Linked DNA regions of Mus musculus: region 1 is linked to region 2. A link is a loop called in an ENCODE intact Hi-C map of the cell type or tissue named here. Cell type or tissue: heart. All regions are shown on one strand. Links, peaks and the distances in the headings refer to the core of each region. The heading gives the core; the rest is flanking DNA. Region 1 holds the start of Prdm5 (PR domain containing 5). Region 2 holds the start of Ndnf (neuron-derived neurotrophic factor).

What was found. Peaks named below come from ENCODE experiments on the same cell type or tissue, not always from the same donor. Only the 100,000 strongest peaks of a DNase experiment are listed, where the experiment ranks them.
Region 1: a loop joins it to region 2, with 2.4 times the contacts of the local background. A loop is called at or near these places in 4 of 42 quality-filtered maps.

What each region holds. Positions count from the first base shown.
Region 1 is chr6:65,777,553-65,788,630 of GRCm38, reverse strand. It overlaps Prdm5 (PR domain containing 5), which reads right to left and starts at 9,669. Exons shown (of 15, transcript NM_027547.2): 1 at 9,438-9,669. The coding sequence starts at 9,530. In heart, for the core only: no CTCF peak of the experiment used is centred there; no DNase peak of the experiment used is centred there; H3K4me3 peaks cover 615 bases; H3K27ac peaks cover 673 bases.
Region 2 is chr6:65,666,717-65,676,804 of GRCm38, reverse strand. Ndnf (neuron-derived neurotrophic factor) reads right to left here and starts at 5,194. Exons shown (of 4, transcript NM_172399.3): 1 at 4,704-5,194. It overlaps Gm36144 (a long non-coding RNA gene), which reads left to right and starts at 5,558. Exons shown (of 2, transcript XR_869148.1): 1 at 5,558-5,946. In heart, for the core only: no CTCF peak of the experiment used is centred there; a DNase peak (open chromatin) is centred at 5,144; H3K4me3 peaks cover 2,579 bases; H3K27ac peaks cover 2,261 bases; H3K27me3 peaks cover 989 bases.

The sequences.
Region 1 (11,078 bases), core at 1,360-9,359, 110 kb before region 2:
CCACCTAGTAGAAAAACAAATAAAAAACACTGAAAGTCATTTAAACCATCCAAGGTAAAAGAACAACAACTTCCATATACAGATTCAAAGGGGAAATGACACACACAGTTTAATAAGAAAAACTGTAAAAATCCATTAACTAAATTGAACTAGGATGGTAGTACTAGAGTCATGTGTACAGTAGTGGCCTGGCTCATGAAATCTCAGAATCACATATTAGCAGCTTAACTGGAGGCCAGTCCTAATATTTTAGTAAAGAATATGACTGCCTTTCCCCATGCCCTAAGAACTTGAACAGGGCTAAATTTGAAAGGATTATTTCTTTGGTGGAAGCCATTTCCAGACAGTATGATGATTAGTCTATGGTATGGATATTACTGATCGCTCTGATACAATGAAAAGGAGCAAGTGGGGAAGAAAAATACCAAATATAGATTGTAGAGAAAAAATTAGCACTAGGAAGATTAATGCTGTACCCTAGACATATGCTTGAGAAGAGGCTGTGCAGGTTAAAAGAGATTAGTACCATTAAGGAGAAGCCTGCTCTGCACTAGATCAAAAGGAAGGTGCTCACAGGGCAAGATCCCATGCAGATGACTGTATAACATATGAAAAGAGAAAGCCTAAGAGGTTTAATGTTCCCAGAAACTGGTATACCATGCAAAACCTACCACTAATGTAAAGTTTAAGGGAGCCAACGTCCATCCCAAGTAGAGATAACATGGCATTGTTATCTATAGGAAAATAGCTTATTGTTTATGAGGAAATGTCTTGGTAGACATGAAAAATGCAAAAGGGAGGGATTGGAGATTCGACCTCTATGGTTTAAACGAGCTGTTGAGATGAGGTCAGAGTCTAGACAGGGTCAGAGTCCTTTCAAGAACGCTCTCAGAACCCAGGAGGCCATAAGATGCCATTACATAAAGACATGAAGGCTAAGCCTGAGTTTCAGTGGAACAAGCACAAGAAAAGATGCATGCGGCAGGCAGCAAAGCTGGAAGGGGTAGAGCCATCTAACACCTTTAAAACCAAAGTCTTAGACAGTGGAGTTAGAGCTACAGGATTTGATATTTGCTCTCCTGAATTTTGGTCTTACTTTATTCCAGTATTTCCTCACTATACCTTCATTATTCTTTCTGTCAGTATATATTGGAAATAAATAACTTCTTTTTTTTTTTAATTTAACAGGGATCCATGGTTCAGAGGTTGCTTTGAGTTTCAGAGGAATCTTTAGGCTTTGAACTCTTGAACATGTTGAGAGTGTTAGAGACTATGGGAAATTTGACAGTCAATTAAATCCATTTTGCACCATGAGATGGCCATGAGCCTATGGGTGCCAAGGAGTCAAATGTGATAACTTGAAGGAACAATATCACCCATAGACTCGTGTACTTGAGCTCATGGTACCCAGCTGGTGGCAATGTTAGAGGAGGCTGTGGAACCTCTAGGAGGTGTAGCTTTGGTATAAGAAATCCATCACTGAGGGTGAGCTTTGAGAATATATAGTCTTATTCCACTTACAGTTTACTTTCTCTGCCTCCCGTGTGCATCTCAAAGTGTACTGCTCTGGTTGCCTGCCACCATTATGAACTCTATCTTTGGAACTATAAGCCAAAATAAATTCCTTCCATAAGTCACTACTGCACATGATGTTTTCTAACAAAAAAAGTAACTAGCAGAGTAAATAACAATGACCCTTTTTGTTTTTTATTGTTCTAAAAGGGAGAACAGGGCGAGTATATTTTCATCTCAATGCGTCTGACATGTCACACTTACTTAACAGACATCTCCTAAACCTGATAAACAGCTTCAGTGAAGTAGCTGGATATAAAATTAACTCAAACAAGTCAATGGCTTTTCTTTACACAAAGGATAAACAGGCTGAGAAAGAAATTAGGGAAACAACACCCTTCTCAATAGTCACAAATAATATAAAATACCTTGGTGTGACTCTAAGTAAGAAAGTGAAAGATCTCTATGACAAGAACTTCAAGTCTCTGAAGAAAGAAATTAAAGAAAATCTCAGAAGATGGAAAGATCTCTCATGCTCATGGATTGGCAGGATCAACATTGTAAAAATGGCTATCTTGCCAAAAGCAATCTACAGATTCAATGAAATCCCCATCAAAATTCCAACTCAATTCTTCAACGAATTAGAAAGGGGAATCTGCAAATTCATCTGGAATAACAAAAAACCTAGGATAGCAAAAACTCTTCTCAAGGATAAAAGAACCTCTGGTGGAATCACCATGCCAGACCTAAAGCTGTACTACAGAGCAATTGTGATAAAAACTGCATGGTACTGGTATAGCAACAGACAAGTAGACCAATGGAATAGAACTGAAGACCCAGAAATGAACCCACACACCTATGGTCACTTGATCTTTGACAAGAAAGCTAAAACCATCCAGTGGAAAAAAGACAGCATTTTCAACAAATGGTGCTGGCACAACTGGCAGTTATCATGTAGAAGATTGCGAAATGATCCATTCCTATCTATTTGTACTAAGGTCAAATCTAAGTGGATCAAGGAACTCCACATAAAACCAGAGACAGTGAAACTTATAGAGGAGAAAGTGGGGAAAAGCCTCGAAGATATGGGCACAGGGGAAAAATTCCTGAATAGAACAGCAATGGCTTGTGCTGTAAGATCAAGAATCAACAAATGGGACTTCATAAAATTGCAAAGCTTCTGTTTGGCAAAAGACATTGTCAATAAGACAAAAAGGCCACCAACAGATTGGGAAAGGATCTTTACCTATCCTAAATCAGATAGGGGACTAATATCCAATATATAAAGAATTCAAGAAGGTGGACTCCAGAAAATCAAATAACCCCATTAAAAAATGGGGCACAGAGCTAAACAAAGAATTCTCACCTGAGGAATAACGAATGGCTGAGAAGAACCTGAAAAAATGTTCAACATCCTTAATCATCAGGGAAATGCAAATCAAAACAACCCTGAGATTCCACCTCACACCAGTCAGAATGGCTAAGATCAAAAATCCAGGTGACAGCAGATGCTGGCAAGGACGTGGAGAAAGAGGAACACTCCTCCATTGTTGGTGGGATTGCAAGCTTGTACAACCACTCTGGAAATCAGTCTGGCGGTTCCTCAGAAAATTGGACATAGTACTGCCGGAGGATCCCGCAATACCTCTCCTGGGCATATATCCAGAAGATGTCCCAACCGGTAAGAAGGACACATGCTCCACTATGTTCATAGCAGCCTTATTTATAATAGCCAGAAGCTGGAAAGAACCCAGATGCCCCTCAACAGAGGAATGGATACAGAAAATGTGGTACATCTACACAATGGAGTACTACTCAGCTATTAAAAAGAATGAATTTATGAAATTCCTAGGCAAATGGATGGACCTGGAGGGCATCATCCTGAGTGAGGTAACACAATCATAAAAGAACTCAAATGATATGTACTCACTGATAAGTGGATATTAGCCCAGAAACTTAGTATACCTGAGATATAAGATACAATTTGCAAAACACATGAAACTGAAGAAGAAAGAAGACCAAAGTGTGGACACTTTGCCCCTTCTTAGAATTGGAAACAATCACCCATGGAAGGAGTTACAGAGACAAAGTTTGGAGCTGAGACAAAAGGATGGACCATCTAGAGACTGCCATATCCAGAGATCCATCCCATAATTAGCCTCCAAATGATGACACCATTGCATACACTAGCAAGATTTTGCTGAAAGGACCCTGATATAGCTGTCTTTTGTGAGACTATGCCTGGGCCTAGCAAACACATAAGTGGATGCTCACAGTCAGCTATTGAATGGATCACAGGGCCCCCAAAGGAGTAGCTAGAGAAAGTATCCAAGGAGCTAAAGGGATCTGCAACCCTATAGGTGGAACAACAATATGAACTAACCAGTACCCTCCTTCCTCCCCATACCCCCACCCCCCCAGAGCTCGTGTCTCTAGCTGCATATGTATCAGAAGATGGCCTAGTCGGCCATCAGTGGAAAGAGAGGCCCATTGATTGTGCAACCTTTATATGTCTCAGTACAGGGGAATGCCAGAGCCAAGAAGTGGGAGTGGGTGGGTAGGAGAGTGGTGGGGGAGGGTATGGGGGACTTTTGGGATAGCACTGGAAATGTAAATAAAGAAAATACCTAAGAAAAAAATAAACAAGCCTGAAATGAATGGAACTCACGCTACTCAACTCACCATCCATCTCTTCAACCTTGCTCCACACAAATGCCTCATCTCAGTTATTGACTAACAGTTCAGTCCTTTCAAGATCTCAGGCTAAGCCACTGGAAACTTCCTTTATCCTTCCTGTTCTTTTTCACTCTACCATATTCTGTCCCCTCTGCCTTCAAAATACAGTCAGAGCTGTCACTTAGTCTGAATCTCATTGCCCCCATTGGTTACAGCCAAGAAAATCCTAGTAAATCACTGTTTCTACAGTTTTCCCATGACAGTGTTATACTCCAAGCTGCAGCCAGAGTTATCCTTGATAAACACACAGCCCTCCTCGACAAGTAGGTCTCCAATACATTTAAATCAATGCCAGTCTTCAGCTGCATGAAATGCTCTAGGAAATGTGGCTCTCCTTCAAATACCCTCCCTTTCTTAAGGTATTGGAGGACCTGCCCTAGCTCACTCCTGGAATGCCATACTAATCTCCCTGGAAACCAACAGGCAAAGCAAGTTTGCCTGTCTCAGGATTTCAGACTAACTTGTTCCCTAGCAAGAATGTTCTTCCCCTGGAAATATATTTGGCTGGTTTCCTACAATCCTTCATGCCATTGTTCAAATCTCGCCTTAATGAAAACTAGCTAGGATACCTAATTTATAACATTCCTCATTATTTTCCCAGCCAACCAGAGCCAGCCCTACCCCCACTGTTTTCCTATAGTATTTATCAAGTTCTAGTATACAATAACATTTGCCTACTGGATAATGAAGCTGCTCAAGAGCCAGAATATTCATTTTCTTCACTGGTCTAGTCAAGTGTCTAGGATAGACCCTGGCATATAGTGATTAAATGACTGTGCAATATGCCATAAAGAAATAATATTGCACATCTTCACTATGGAATATCTTCAATCACCATAAAAGACCTGTTCATACTACCCAAGTTATGGCACCAGTCTGCATGTTAAAAGAAAGAGACATAAATGATGAAAATTTGACATATTAATTAATTAATTATACACATCTACACAAACAATGGAGTTTTTCATTCAGCCATGCATATTGAAATTATATAATCTGTAGGCAAATCAATGGAATTTGGAGGCCATAGTGCTATATGAAACAAGCTAAGCCCCAAAAGATGAGTATCACATGTGTTCTTTCATATGCCAAGTCTATATTAAAAAAAAATACTAAGACATCAAAATAAAAGCAGGTTTATTTAGGAAAGTGAAAATCAGTGAGGAAAGACAGGGTCAAGAGAGGACAAAGGAGATGAGTGTTGTCAAAGTACATGACATCCATGCATGAAAATACCACAATAAAACCCATTATTTTACACAGTTAACATGGCCTAGTTAGGAAAAAAAAAAAAAACACTGCTAAAATATAGTAATACGAGCCAATGTAGATAAATTAGAGGAATTATTCACACTACTGCTGAATGAGAAATGTCCCATTTTAAAGATAAATAATAATATATTATCATATATTATTGTATTAAGTTTCTATAAATTTATATATTATATATTGCATATATTTATATTTTATATATTCTCATATATTGCATATTTTTATATGTTATAAAAAATAATACAATAAAAATAATCTTTGTGTTTGAGTGCATTTACAAACTTAACATTTAATGATTACAGAGAAAATGCCTTTTTGATAAGAGTATAAGCCAACCAACTATTCCTAATCTGGTCTATGAATAAACAAGTGTTCTGGATTCCAGAGTTCAGGGGAGGGTATTCTATAACTACAGATATACAGACAGATAGATATATAAATGTGTGCTAAATAGAGAATTCATGTTTCATAAGCACTTTACACAGTCTGAAGGTGAGTTCATACATTCAGAACTGTGTTCCCTTTCTGGTATCACATAGCCATACAAAAATTTTCACATTTTGGACACTTCAAATTTTACATGAAGGATGCCCAATTCATGGAATGACCTGAGTTCAAATCTGATGAACCGTCTTAGTGTGGATAGACCTTGCCCTAGCATCAGTTCTGTGTCACCTAGGAAGCAGGTTTTTGCTGTATGGCTTCAGTAAGACCTGAGAAAAGCTGCACAATCGCTATCTGGCATTCACCCTCTGTCTCCTAACACGGATAGTTCCTAACAATCGCAATAGCTTCATAAATGTTTCATTAGCCAAGCTATATTAAATTATAAACAAATTAATTATTGGTAGCTGTTATCAACACAGAAGCAAAATACAAAGTTTCAGTGAAAACATCGTTTTAAATGCATCTTTGATGTATCTCTAAAAGTCTGTCATCACAGCAGGAAATATAAGGCCTCACTGGGTCCCCATGGTGACACCTGACTGTACAAACAGGGGGACAGTGTCACTGCAGTGATTCTATTTCCAGATTAGTGACTTACCATCAGCCGCCAGAAAATGTAATAAACATCTACTGGCAGAGTTTCAGCCCTAAGATAAAAATCCATTTAGAGGGGTCACCTTCAACAGTAATCAGCAAAACATATTAGTACACAAATTCTGGTCTTCCAGTATTAACATGGTAATCTTTCCTCTGCCTGCTTTTCTCTTTTGGGTTTCATGTTTGTTTGTTTGTTTGGCTGGTTGGTTTATTTTGTTTTAATCATATATTTTCCTCCAAACTTCACACTTTCAACTTATCTTTACATTTTTCTTCTATTTTTTACAAACTGGGCATTAAACTTATTTTCACTAACCGTTTTTCATGAGCAGTGTCTCCTTGGTCTGAGAGACAAGGAGTTGACAGTTGATAGTGGGGGAGGCATGGGAACTTCAGAGGCAGCTATAAATCTCTGGTGCGGCCACCCACACCATGACAATGTGTAGAACAGATCACCCGTGATGCTCTTTAAAATGTCATTATTTGTAACCTATTAAATCCTAGTCTGTCTTACATTTGGTCCAAAACACACTTTCTCTTCCCCCTGCTAAAGGCGCACAGCCAGGCTTTAATGCAGGACTGTTACCGTGTTCAACAATCACGTGTCCGTGATTCCTGCAAACAAAGTAAAGCATAACCAGTACATGATGAGCAAGGGTGCATCTTTACAGGACCAGGACATGGTGAAATGTCACTCAAATTGCTCTGTATACAATGGTCCAGATTATCTAGATACAGTTGCAGAGCCCCACTGAAGGAATGCTTCAAAAGGGGTGGGTCTAGAGAAATAAGGGGTGCCTTCAGAAAAAGTACCTCAAACAACCTATAGAAAGTACAGGTATGGATTTTCTTGGGGCTCTTGGAAGATTTCCCCAAGCCTATTCTGGATTCTAATGTCTGAATTTTCAAATCAACAAAGAACTTGAATCTCAATCACTTTGTAAAACAGATGAATTATATAAGCACACCTGCTATAAAAGTATGCTATGACATCTGTTGTTGGCAACACATGGTCTAAAGTGGTAAACCTCACAATCTGCTTAGAAGAGCATGAGGAGTTTTTAATTGAGGTCCTTAACATAGCTCCAATCACAGCTGTTGTCATCTCAGACCTCTTGAAATATAGTCAGGAGATATGTACATGGGTGACTTGGGAAATAATTAAGAGATGAGATGTGGTGACATAGGTAAGGCGTGTAAGAACACTCAGCTTCTTCTCACAAGCCTGGGAGGCTTCAGCTTTGTCCTTGGAGTACAGGGGAGGAAACAGCTGCCGTACAGGCATCAGGGAAGCTCTCCGTGAGCTTGTGATTGCATATCTTAGAATAACAACTCTGTCAAAAACAGGCTGGGTTTCTGTAAGCCACATTGTGTGTGGTCATCATGCTAGATGTTATCTGGATGAAAATCTGTTGGTTTGTTTAAGTGATATCAGCAGCAGAAGATGAATGCCTACCAATGCTGCAGTAGGATGGCTCAAGATGCTTCAGCCCACACCAACGAGTACTCCCAACACAAGGACATGAAAATGTCAAAGAGAATGCCCTGCTCAACTACCAAAAAATGGTCTGAGTAAAGCAGAAGGAGGATTGTGCAGTAATTCTTACTTTTGGACAGCTGTCTGGTGTCCTACTATTCGTGAGCACAAAATTATTCTTAATTATAGTTACACCAGAAACCTTCAGGAAAAGTCCATTTAGGGGTTTTTCATGCTGTAAGACCTAAACAGAAGCATATGTCAATGGGACATGGGAGTCATTTGATGATGGTGATACTTGGCTTTGCAAGACTGCTGATTTTGACATTTCGTCATGTGGCAATATCTATCCAACTCATCACTAAATGGAATGAAGTATTAACTCCTGTGTTTTGTTTGTCTACATTTAATATGTGAGTTGTTTTTTGTTGTTGTTTTGTTTTGTTTTGACCACTTGACCTATGGTAACTTCTTGTAGGTCATGTTGTGAGCCCAGAGCTACATTCACACACTACCCTCTGAACCTCTGCTTTTCTAAGTATCTGCTAACAGGGCAAAATCAAAACAGCGAGGAGAGGCCGGGAACGTGTCAGGGGCAAGGTTTATAAACATGTTGTTCCATAACAGAATGTTCTAGAAAGAGCATATGTTTTCCTTTCAGAAACCATGGGTTTGAAGCTTAATTCGTTAACTTGGCAGGTTAACTGCAGCATTCCTATGCTCACCTCTTAAATGATAACTAAAAGACAGTTCCCCAGAGTACTGAGGGGTAAAGTCAAATGATATATATGGACAAAGTACCAAGCATTGGCCCTGCTCTGTGAACCTTGGATCTGCTTACTCTAGATGTCTCTGCCCTGACTCCTCTATTTCAAGTCTGCTAACCCACAATAGCTCAAGCCACCATGTTCTAAAGTTATAACTTAAGATTTGGAGCGCTCTGGTTTCCTGTCTTCTACATCTCTCCAATGAACAACCAACATCTATAGTGGGTCATCTCACAGACAGGGAAACCTGCGCTTAACTTGATCCCATGCCTGTGCCGTTCTGGAAGGTGATCCAATGCCAGGATAAAATTCAAAAACTCAAAGAAAATAGGCCGAAGATCCAGATACCACCCCCAGGATGGCAATGTCGGGAAGGCCTGCTTCTGTGGCTCCCGGGCCTGCACTGGGCTGCAAGCTGCCAGGGCCCATCTGCACAAGCAGTGAGGGGTATGACCAGGCTGCCAACTGTTCAGAATTCAGGAGCCGTCCGGCGCTGGGCTGGGGGAGACTGCAGCCCATGGGAGCCTCTCGCCACAGCCGCGAAAGACAACCAGACACCCGCTCCCTACAGGCCCGTTCTCCCCGCAGGCCCTGGGACGTGGCGCGGCCTGAGCGGGCCGCTCACCCACCTTGCGCACGCGGCGGGCCGTGTAGAGCCCCATCCCGTCCTGGACCCGGGACGACTTCAGGGCGAACCTGTCTGGTACGTACATGCCCAGCATCCTCCGTGGCTCGGCCGCGCTCCGGAGGCGCCGCACGTGGAGATGGGGTGCGGGCCTGGGGCGGCCGGGAGGAGGAAATGAGCTCGGCTCCCAGAATCCCCACCTCCCTCCTCGGCTCCCCGCGGCCAGGCCCCTCCTCGGCCGGGGCAGGCGCGGCCGGAGCGGTGGGGAGCCCAGGCCACCGGGCCGCGCTGATTGGCCCAAAGTTTGTGGCGCCGGCTGGAAGCCTCAAACCCCAGGCCATGGAGCTTCCAGCTCCGAGATGAGGATGAGCCTGTAGCCACATCGACCCTCCTCACCATCTCTGCGTTCGGCAGAGGTTCCCGCATCTCCTCAGATGCAGAATGAAATAGGCCTTGGCATTTCCAAAACAGCCTTTTGCTAACCACAGCCGAGACCAACCCAGAAAGTCTGGGAAACCTTTGAGTCTTACTGGATGAGTGTTCCAGGGTTGAACTAAGGAGAGGCCAAGGAGTCTGCTCTATTTCAAGATGAGAATTGGATATAAGTATTTAAGTAATATGGTGAGGAGCCTTCTGGAAAGTGATTATTACTTTCCAAGGCTTGTGACTACCAAGTCCTCTTACCAGATTTGTTCAAGTCAGACCCCGGGCCTTGCATTCCATTCAACAAGACTGGGTTACCAGTCCTTAATAGACCAGTTATCCTGGTTAGGTTTTTTTTGTTAACTTGACACAAGCTTGAGCCCTCTGGGAAGCTGGAATTTAAATTGAGAAAATGTCCCCATCAGATTGCTCTGTAGGAAGTCTGTGGATCATTTTTCTGGATTAAAGATTGGAATGGGAGGGTCTAGCACATTGTAGATGGTGACATCCCTGGGTCACATGGTCCTAGGTTGTCTTTTAAAAAGGCAAGCTGAGCAAGCCATAGGGAGCAAGCAGTGTTTTGTTCTGGCTCCTGCTTCCAAGTTCCTGCCTTGAGCTCTTGGCCCTGACATTTTTCAATGATGGACCAAGATGGGAAACATACGCCTCTTGCCCTGTCCTCTCCCCCAAAAAGTCCTTTCCTCCCCAAGTTCCTTTTGGCCAGAATGTTTTATCACAGAAAATAGAAATCAGAGTAGAAAGCAGAGTAGCTGTTAAAAGGACTGTAATGTAGTCCTTGGTAATGTCTCGCCAAAACTCATGTGTTGAATACTTTTGGGAAGTGATTGTATAAGGAATGTTCTAGCCTAGTCAATGGATTCATCCATAGACATATTCATTATCCAGTGCTACTATTGGAAGCTGGTAGAACTTAAAAGATAGAGCCTGATAGGACAACGTAAGTCATTAAATGAGCATTCTCTTAAAGGACATTAAGGTCCCTCTTCATCTTTCTCTGATTCCTGGATGCCAAGGTGAGCAGCTTTTCTCTACCTTTACATCAACGTGCCTCTGTGTTGCCATGAGACATGAAAGTGATGGAGCCACGAAACCTCTCAGCCCATGAAACCAAATATATCTTGCCTCTCTTTGTTGCGTGTCTCCAGTGTTTCCTTTCCAAGCTAGATAACACATCAGGATAAACACTAAGATGGTTATACTG
Region 2 (10,088 bases), core at 452-8,451:
AAATAAGAAACTAAAATTATTCACCAATTACCTAAAATCTATTTCCAAAAGGTGGAAGGAATAACAGGATTTAACCCTGAGCTCTTCCTGCTTTTGTCACAGCACTGAGGACCACAGGTTTAAAGTGAAGCTTAGATGGAGCCTTGCTCCATGAGCTCCTTAGCAACAGTGGCATTGTTGCAAGGCCCAGTGTTCAGCGGTGCTCTACTCAGACCTGTTCCTTCATCCTAACAGGATGAGGACACAGAGCTATGCTTCCCCTTTCTCTGCACCCATCAAATTTTCTACTCTTAATTTCTAAAGGGCAAAAGAAGCATTTTTAAAAAAATTTTTTTTTAAATTGTATCATATACAATTTATGCTTTTCAAATCTTTCAGAAGAGTGATATTTGTGGAGTTGGTCTTGGCAGCTTTTTTATTAGCCTGGAAAGGGAGAGGAAAGATACAGGTCTGGTGTCTCCGAATTTGGTGTTGAAGAGGTGAGCAGGCCACTATGGACCTCTTTGCAAGTGCCAGGTGATATTTTCAATGTGTCAAAAGATATGTCAATGTGCACAAACACACTGCAATACTGTGCTCCGCACTCTGAGGTTATGGTCCATGTGCTACTGTGTAGTACAGCAAACTACTGAATTTCCTGAATTTAGTCTTCTTCCTAGATGGAAATCAACAAAGGAATTTGACTCTATACATCTTGTTATTTTATTTGTCTTTTAAAATCACTTTTAATATATAGGGGGGGGAATAAAAACTATCTGGACTCCAGAGCATAAAACACAGAGTACTTTTATCTGTATTTATTTTATGAGTATGAAACTTTAGTCCACACATATGTATACACACCACATATGTGACTCCTGCCCTCAGAGGTCAAAAGAAGGCATTGGATTCCATGGACAAGGAATCACAGACAGTTGTGAGCCACTAGATGGGTTCTGGAATCTGAAACCTGGTCCTCTGCCAGATCAACAAGTGTTCTTAGTCACTGAGACGTCTCACTAGCCTTCATATAGAATGCTTATTAAGGGAATATTTAAATACTGGGAGAGTTGTGCTTTAAAATTAGTTCTGAAGCCACTGCTTTGTGTTGTTACTTTTTAAACAACTCATCTGTGCTGTGTCTACTAACCAGGGAATGAGCCAACAGAGGATGGACAAATTATATGTTTTAGAATAATCACTCCAAAATAACTGAGAGAACATAGTGGCTTAGTGACTTAGTGTTGGTTGTGCTTGCAATTGAAGCAGTACAGGAACTGTGCATGTATGTTCTTCCTGGTGCTTAGCAGGGGCTGTTCTGTAACTGTGTGCTTCTGGGGCTCACAGTTCCTTCAATAAGACATGACAAGAAAACAGTGAGAAAATGAACACTTATGAGAAAGCATCAACCATCTCATCACAGGGAAACTGATGATGAGACACAACAATAATAGAATCTGTGCAATTATGTGGGATTCACATGGCATTCACATTTTCTGTTAATTACTCAAAATCTGTTCTTATGTTAACCTGAAAAGCTTCCGTTCTCACCATAGTGAGACTGATACAGCCAGCTTTAAAACAGATAGATCATTCTGACCTCTGGTTAGAGGCACAATAGAACTGCTAAGAAACCAACACTGAGACCTTTCTTACATTGCACATAATTTGTTAGAGCTTTAAATTACATGGTTTTCCCCACCACAAGCAGAGTCCACTTCAATAAGTCCATATAAGAAAGCCTAAAGTCAGAAAGGCCAAATTCGTGATGTCACTGGAAAGTCCCTAAATTACATGAAGATGGCCTGTTTCATCTGCTTGGGATGTTACGTTCCCTTGCACCACATGATAAAATTATGATGTGAGTTTTTTTTTCTCTAAGATTCATAGTTTAGCACATGGATGCTAAGACCTAGTACAAATAAAATAAAAGCCAGGCATCCCTTGTTCATACAAGGATGGTTTGCAATTACACATTTTGTTACATCTTCAGAGATAAAAGCTGTGTGCTCAAGTGATTAAAGGATACTTTTATTTCTACTTAAATAAATGCATAATAAAGCACATATAATTCATAACGATTTAGGCCCATTACAGAGGTCTAGCTTCTTTTTTATATGGTTACTAATTAAAAGAATATTTCTGCCTGATTCTTTGACATAAAACTTTAATGAATAAAAGATTCTGATATAAAAATGAAAATAGGAATACAAAGTTGCAAGCTGTTGGGTTTCAAGTGTATGGTGAAGATTAAGGACAGTCAGGAAAGAGCTATGTAGAGAAGAAATGAACAATGGCTCTAAGTGACGAAGAGGAGTTTTAAAGTTTCTCTCTCTCTCTCTCTCTCTCTCTCTCTCTCTCTCTCTCTCTCTCTCTCTCTTGTGTGTGTGTGTGTGTGTGTGTGTGTGTGTGTGTGTCTGCCCGCCACTTGTGCATGAGTATGCAGGCACTGAAGTGCAGGTGCCAACCACAGCTGGATTTGCAGGGGTGGGGGGGTGGGTTATGAGTTGATCTCTGTAGCTGCTGGACTAGAACTGATGTCCTTTGCAAGAGCATTAAAAGCTCTTAACCTTTGAGACATCACTCCAACCCTTGGAAGAAGAGCTTTTGATGGAAATTTGAAACAGTACTAATCTCTAACTTGGTGGTGGTGGGGGGGGGGCACATTCCCAGTTGCTCCACCATCTCCCAAATTGGAATGTAATTTCACAAGAGTAGCTTTTAGCAAATGAGTGATAAGATATTTTAATATAATCCTGAATATAGGTTTAGATTGAAAATGGGAATTGGGACCATAATTAATTATGTTGCCAAGTTTTTTAAACTCTGAAAAGTCAAAGCGATGAAAATGACATTTCATAGGGTTGCAGCCCTCTACAACATCCCAAGTTAAAACTGGTAAAACGACAGTATCTTTTTTGACAGTTTGATTAATCCCATATGCGGAATGAGTGTGTGGAATGAATACAGTTGTGGTGTTGGCCCTTTCAGAAACCACTGTAATAAGAGACTGACATAAAACCAAGTGAGTGTAAACACTGACTTCAGCTGGGGTGATGGCCTTATTAGCACTCTTAATACTTAATAATGAATAATAATAAATACCGAAGGTTCCTAGCACACTCTGCTTAGAATGCGCATTGCCTCTTGCATCCATCAATCACTCTTTCAGGATAATAAAACAATTCAAACGCAGCATCCAATCCTCAGTAACTGCTCCCTCGGGAGGGAGGGATGTTTTATCTGTTTTATCTTCACTTCTTTGAGCTCGCAGAGGATTTTACTTGCTTAAAATGGTTCAGGAAATGGAGTGGGGGGTCCTATTTATTACCATTGATTAACACCCCCCTCCAAGTGTCTCAAAGGCACTTAGAAACCCTGCAGGAGGAGATGGGGAGGTGTGGAGACCCCCTTCTCAAAAACAAAACAAGAAAACAAAAAAACGAAAAAGCGGGCCACAAAGCAAGTAGGGAGAGGGGTAGAGAGAAAATGAGAAGGTTATGTGTTGGAGACCCCTCAGCTCAAGGCAAATAAACAAATAAAGCATTCCTTGGGATTTAGCGGGACTAAAAGAAGTAAACAAACTGCCACCCCAAGTTACTTAAAAGAACTCTGTTTATATATATCAGAGACTTTTAAAGGTTTATTCTCCCATTCCAGGTCTTGGTTTCAGGGAGCTAACGGTCCCCAGAGCAAATAATGGACAGCGCCCTGCAGGGACAAGGAGGAGGGTGGTGACCTGTGGGATTGGAGTGAGCCAGCTCCGAGCCACCCTTCTGCAGCTGGAGCGACCGACTTCAAGAATTCTCACACCTCGGCCTGGGACGGGGAAGAGAGTTTGAGAATGAAGCTCGAGCGACAAAATGAAAGAGCACACCAAATCACAGTTGCGAAGCGCCCGCCAGGGAAGAGCGGAGCGGGTCTGTAAGCTAGCGCTTTAACTCCGCAGGCTCCCTGCCCGCGCGACAAGGAGAAAGGTGGCTCGGACTAGAGAGCTCCGGCCGGCACACACACACTGGAGAGGTCACCACACAGGGTGGCCGCTGTGGTGGAAGGAGGGTGTCCGGACCTCCGTAGCTACTCTGCTAAGCTTCGGAAAGTATGAGCGGGACCTAGACCACCCAGCTTAGGGAAGTTTCTCTAAGGATGCTGGTCTGCGTGGCAGAGGACAAATGAGGAGAAAGCGCGGGGTCGCTGGGCTAGTCCCAGAAGATTCCTTCCACCGCCGAGCAGCCACCGTCTGCATGGAGCCCACCTCCGTGCTCCACTCCGCGAGTCCTGTAAGCTTCGCAGACCCACGCTAGTGCCCCCGAACACCTCCCGCCCCAACACCCAGTCCCGCAGAACTAGCACATATGGAGGACTTTGAACCCGGGGAGAGAAGCAAGAGCCCACCGCCAACCGGCCAAAGTCAGTGTCTAGTCAGGGCTAGGATAAAGCGGGCGGTTCCGGGGTTCCACTCCAGCCCGATGCAGCGTGTCCACCTCCCCAGCACTGCCGCTGTCTGCCCACCAAATACATCAGAGACCCAGCCACAGACCGACCAACTCAGTGAGAGCTGCCCACGTCCGTGTTCTAGAGAGTCTCTGGTCGCTCCTTTCCCTGTGTGAGGATGCACCTCAACCCCGACCATAAACCAGCCCTTAGATGCAAATGCAGTCGGGCCAGGTCCGCACCGGCGCAAGAAGGCGCCCGGGGAGGTGAGATTCGATCTTGCTCCTTACCTTAAAGAATTTGTTTTTTCTAGTGGGAAGAAGAAAGTTTGGTTGGTTTTTTTTTTCTTCTTCCCGGGGGGTGTGTGGTGCGGAAAAAGCCCAGGTCCGGGGATCCTACCAAGATGTCAAATACCAGGATCCACGAACCGAGGGGACGTGCACGCTAGGGCAAATGTAATGCCCAAGTGTCCCAACTTTGTGGCGGGCGCTGCAAACTTCCAACACAAGCAGAAGGCCGGCGACACGCAGCCGCAGAAGTTGCTGCGAAGTGGCGCAGACGGCGGCGCCGGCCCGGGGGTCTCAGGACAGCGCTGGTCAGTGCGGGCGCTGGGTGGCGGGAGGATACTGAACGCGCCCGTGGAGCTGGCACTGCCGGACGACTGGCTCGCTAAACGCCGGCGCGGGCTGCAGAGACAGAGCCCCGTGCACCAGCCACAGAGGCGGCGGCTCATACGCGGCTCGCTAAGCTCTGCTCTCTCGCCGCTCCGGGCAAGGAGTGTGCGCTGGCTCCTGGTGTCACTGCAGAGCTTGAGCCTCTGCCCCTCCCAGCCCGCCCGCCGCTGCCCGCTGCCCCGCCTTCCTCTGCCCGCCGCTCCCCCTTCGTGCCTCGCGCCCTCTCTCCCGCTGCGCGCCAGCGTGCAACACACACACACACACACACACACACACACACGCACGCACACACACATACACACACACACACACACACACACACACACACACGTTCCTTTGCTGCCTCTCTCGCGCATACATTCCGGTCCAACGACCAAGTACTCCTCACACAAGACCCTCGTGGGGTTGCAGTCTGGTGGGGGTTGGGGGGGTGGGGGGTGGTGTCACAGGACACATTGCTTTCTTTAGGTCCCTGCCACCGGGGATGGGGAGAGGGGTGGGAGGGCGCCTTTGAGACCCCCAACAATGATGCACGACTAGACGCGCACGGGGGACCATCTCAGTGTCCAGAAGCCGGGGAGCACAATGGAGAGGAACTCTGAGCTTGGTTAGTGATCTGGAGTGTTCAGTTGGAAGACTGGAGGTTGGAGGAAGCGAGCGAGCGAGCAAGCAAGCGTAGAAGGCGACTCTCGCAGACCGCCTGCCCCAGCCTTCACTCTGGAGCGTTTGCCTCTGCAAATTCAGCCTCTGGGGCTTGAAACTCAGCAGCTGTTTTAACAATTGAAAAAAAAATGACCCTACAGGACCAGTGAGGCCCAGCAAAACTTGGAAATCCATTAAGGCTGACTAGGTAATTATGGTAAGAACTTGCTTAATTAGCAACCTGGCCTGAGCCTGGGTGTGTGTATGGGTATGGAGTAATATTTAGAAATCTCATTTTCGTGACTGAGAATCTAGACTAGCAAGTCTCTTTTCCCTTCCTTCCTTCCTTCCTTCCTTCCTTCCTTCCTTCCTTCCTTCCTTCCTTTCTTTCTTTCTTTCTTTCTTTCTTTCTTTCTTCAGACTCTGGCTTTTAGGGAATCAAGTTCTAAGAATATACTACACAGGATTCATTAATAGTGTCTGTATTGAAAACATGAAAACACTTATCTACTTCCATTGTCACCAAAGCAAAGATAAGATGAAATTCAACCTTATCGAACCCTCATTTATAACTATAAGCTTTCTGTTAAATGCCTTTGAAAAGCAAGCATCTTGCAGACAGCAGTTCAGCCCACTTTCCAAAGTTCTGCTGCTAGGGGGTCCACTACTACTCTAGGTGGGTTTGTTAAATGCTTCCATGCTGTGACATAGTTTAGTAAACGCCATAAAAGGCTTAGAAGGTGCTGGGATACAGATTTCAGTGCAGAACTCTGGAGTATGGTGGAGTCCAGGCAAATAAGGATGGAGGAGGGGAAGGAGGAGAGCACTCTGCAGAGAAGTAAATGAAGAGGCTGAAACTTGTCAGAGTACGTGGGTGCCCTGGGAACAGGGAGAAGTTAGGTGTGGCTGCATTGCAGGTGCAGTGAGCAAGGCCTCCCACCCCAGGCTCCAGGCTCAGGGAGGCAGAACTTCTGAAAGTTACTGTTGTTTGGAAAATGATTAAAGTTGTTAAGAGGAAGCAGATCATAAGGTTGGTGTCATTGGGTACACATTTAGAAAGGTCACTCTGATACCTCTTAGGAAGACAAATAAGAGTGACTTAATAGTGAGGAAACTTCTGCAAGGTAGAAACAAAAGTAGGTCTCAACCAATGAAGCTGAGTGGCTGGGGCCATTTCAGATACATTTAGAATTTGCTGACAGGGGGTTAGTAAGCCTTATAGGAAGGTGGAAGAAAAGGGTTAATTCTAAGTTTTCTGGGTGGCACAAGACAGGCCATGGTGCCACTAGCAAGGAGAAACAATACAAAGAAATAGAGAAAGGTATAGAGATGATAGAAATATACAGGTAGAAATAGATAAATGCATATATATTTGTGTGTATACATGGTCATGTTTTCTGCTTTACGTTTGTGGAGCAAGGGTGTTGATAATGTCTGAATTCAACATTGTGTTGGCAGCTGGAGAGGGAGGAAGGCTTTTGAGAGAGGTCAGGCTGGAATCTGGGGTTATCAGCATTCAGGTGTTTTACAAGTCTGAGAGGAAGAAGGAAGTAAAAAGACAGAGGAATGATCACGCCAGGACACTAGTGTTACAGAAATAGCGAGAAGAATCCTGCCAGTGATGAACAGAGTTCTCCTTTCCTAAACTCACCATCATTTACGGTCATTTGCTTTTCTTTCCTTTTTTTTTTTTTTAATTACTATTATTTTTTTACACTCCAGATTTTATTCCTCCCCTATCCACCCTCTGACTGCTCCATATCCTGTACCTTCTCCTCACCCCAGTCTCCACGAGGATGTCCCCACTTCCCACCCCACCCCCACCCCACCTGACCTCTAAACTCCCTGAGGTCTCCAGTCTCTTGAGGGTTAGGTACATCATCTCTGGTTGAACAGAGACCCAACAATCCTCTGCTGTGCATGTGTTGGGGGCCTCATATCAGCTGGTGTATGCTGCCTGGTTGGTAGTCCGGTGTTAAAGAGATCTTGGGGGTCCAGGTTAGTTGAAACTGCTGGCCCTTCTATAGGGTTGCCCTCCTCCTCAGCTTCTTCTAGCTTTCCCCTAATTCAACCATAAAGGCCAGCAGTTTCTGTCCATTGGTTGGGTGCAAATATCTGCATCTGACTCAGCTGCTTATTGGGTCTTCTGGAATGTGGTCATGATAGGTCCCTTTTTGTGACCACTCCATAGCCTCAGTAATAGTGTCAGGCCTTGGGACCTCCACTTGAGCTGGATCCCACTTTGGGTCTGTCTCTGGACCTTCTTTTCCTCAGACTCCTCTCCCATTTCCATCCCTGTAATTCTTTCAGACAGGAACAATTAGGGATCAGAGTTGAGACTGTGGGATGGCTACCCCATCCATCACTTGATGTCCTGTCTTCCTGCTGGAGGTGGGCTCTATAAGTTCCCTCTCCCTATTGTCAGGCATTTCATCAAAGGTCCCTCCCTTTCTTGAATACTATAGATCTTATTTAGACTGACAGTAATATTTAGTTCTAGTCTTGAAAACTTTTCATTATAGAGCAAAACATTTTCTGAACATTAATGTTTTTAGAATATAAAAATAGAACAATTTATAACATATGTCTCATGGAATAGTATTACATATTAAATCACTTGCTTATTTCTGCCCACATTTACTGTAAAATTACAAAATTCATATTCAGTGAATTGGAAAATTCAGAGATGACATTAAGTTCATTTGGGAGGACTCCTAATTCAAGCCTGTATCTTAGGCACAGTGCCCCAGAGGTGTCCTAGGTTCCTATCAGGGGAGACTATTTTCAGGTCAGTTGTGAGATACTGATTTGCCATTTGTCATGAGTGATGTTGGTACTAACCACACCAAGACCCTGGTGGGGACATCTATGAGCACACAACTGAAAGAAGCAATGCCCTGAAACGTTTTTCATGGTTATTTCAGTTTCATTGTCAAAATGTCAGTTACTGTTAAGGATGCCTTTGATAAAACAACAAAAATTATTCATTTATTGAAATTTCATCTCTATTTCTTTTTAATATTCCATGGGGCAAACTAGACAGTGCATATAAGCCCTTCCATCGCACACTAACGTACACACATCATCTACCCTGAAATGACGTGTTTGAATAATTGAGTTGTGAACTGCCCTAGCTGCTTTTTGCATGAAATATGGACCTAAAGAATAACTGATAAACATTCTGTGCCGTTTTGGTTTGTATTTTCAAATGAAGAGCCTGTCTCTCCAAGGTAATAACAAGTAGCATCTATTTTCAGTGAAAACAAAATCTAAACATTTAGAGAGCTTGAGTCAGTCCCAGTGAACCTGATAGCTCTCTGTACTGAAACTGAGGTGGTTCAGTGTAACAAAATGTATCACTGTTTGCAAGATTTGCATAAAACGGGGAGCCAGTATTTTCTAAAGGATGCATCCCAGAATAATCCCTGAGTTAAAGTGCCTTTGAAAGCATAAAATAAATCACTAGGCTTCAATGTAACACAGCATTAGCAGCTAAGTGAAGCAGCTTCATGTTTTTTTTACACTACAATGATCAGGTTAAAGGGACTAGTCCTCACTGGGTTTTGGTGTCACACTAAAGAATACCCTGAGTTATTGAAGAAGTTACTAATTTTTAAAAAAAATTTTCTAACTGTATATCTGTACAAAACTAGAATTTCCTCACTTACTTCAAACAAAAGTAACCACTGAAAAGATTGTATATGGAAAGGATATGCAACACCCACTATCTTCTAGTACACAGACATTAAAGAGATTTTTAAACAACAAAAAATAATGTCTTTTTTGTTAAATTGTTTTCTTTGGAAAATATGGTTGTTTTACAGAGGTTGCTTGAGTTTATTTATAAGTTATTTTGAAATAAATATTTTAAATTTTCTGACTCATGAAATATAGAATATTGATAAAGATAACTCATGCAACTTGAGCTCCTCTAGGCCCTCTATCAATTCTATTCCATGATCTAAGGTCCACTGTAAAGTGAAAAAGACCACGGCATAAGAAACAGTCACGTCACAAAAGTGGATTGTAAGGTCTTCAAGGTTGGGGCATCATCATTTCAGACATAATCATATAACACATTGGTTACCCACCCACCAAATGCAAGTACAGCCTTCAAGAAACTCAAGTCTTTACAGTGTAACAATTGACATTCTCCTCTGGTTGCTGGGAGGGGCAGTGGGACAGGAAGGCAAATTCAAACCATTCTCCAAGCCTTGGAGCATGGATAAAAGAGAGGCTTACTCCTGGTCTTGCTGGCAGATGTCACGCCTGTTCGTGCACTCAGTCTCCATGTCTCAAGTACCATACACTGTCTCTGTGGCAGGGGCTGCAACCCCATTCTCCACAGTTCTGTCAGAC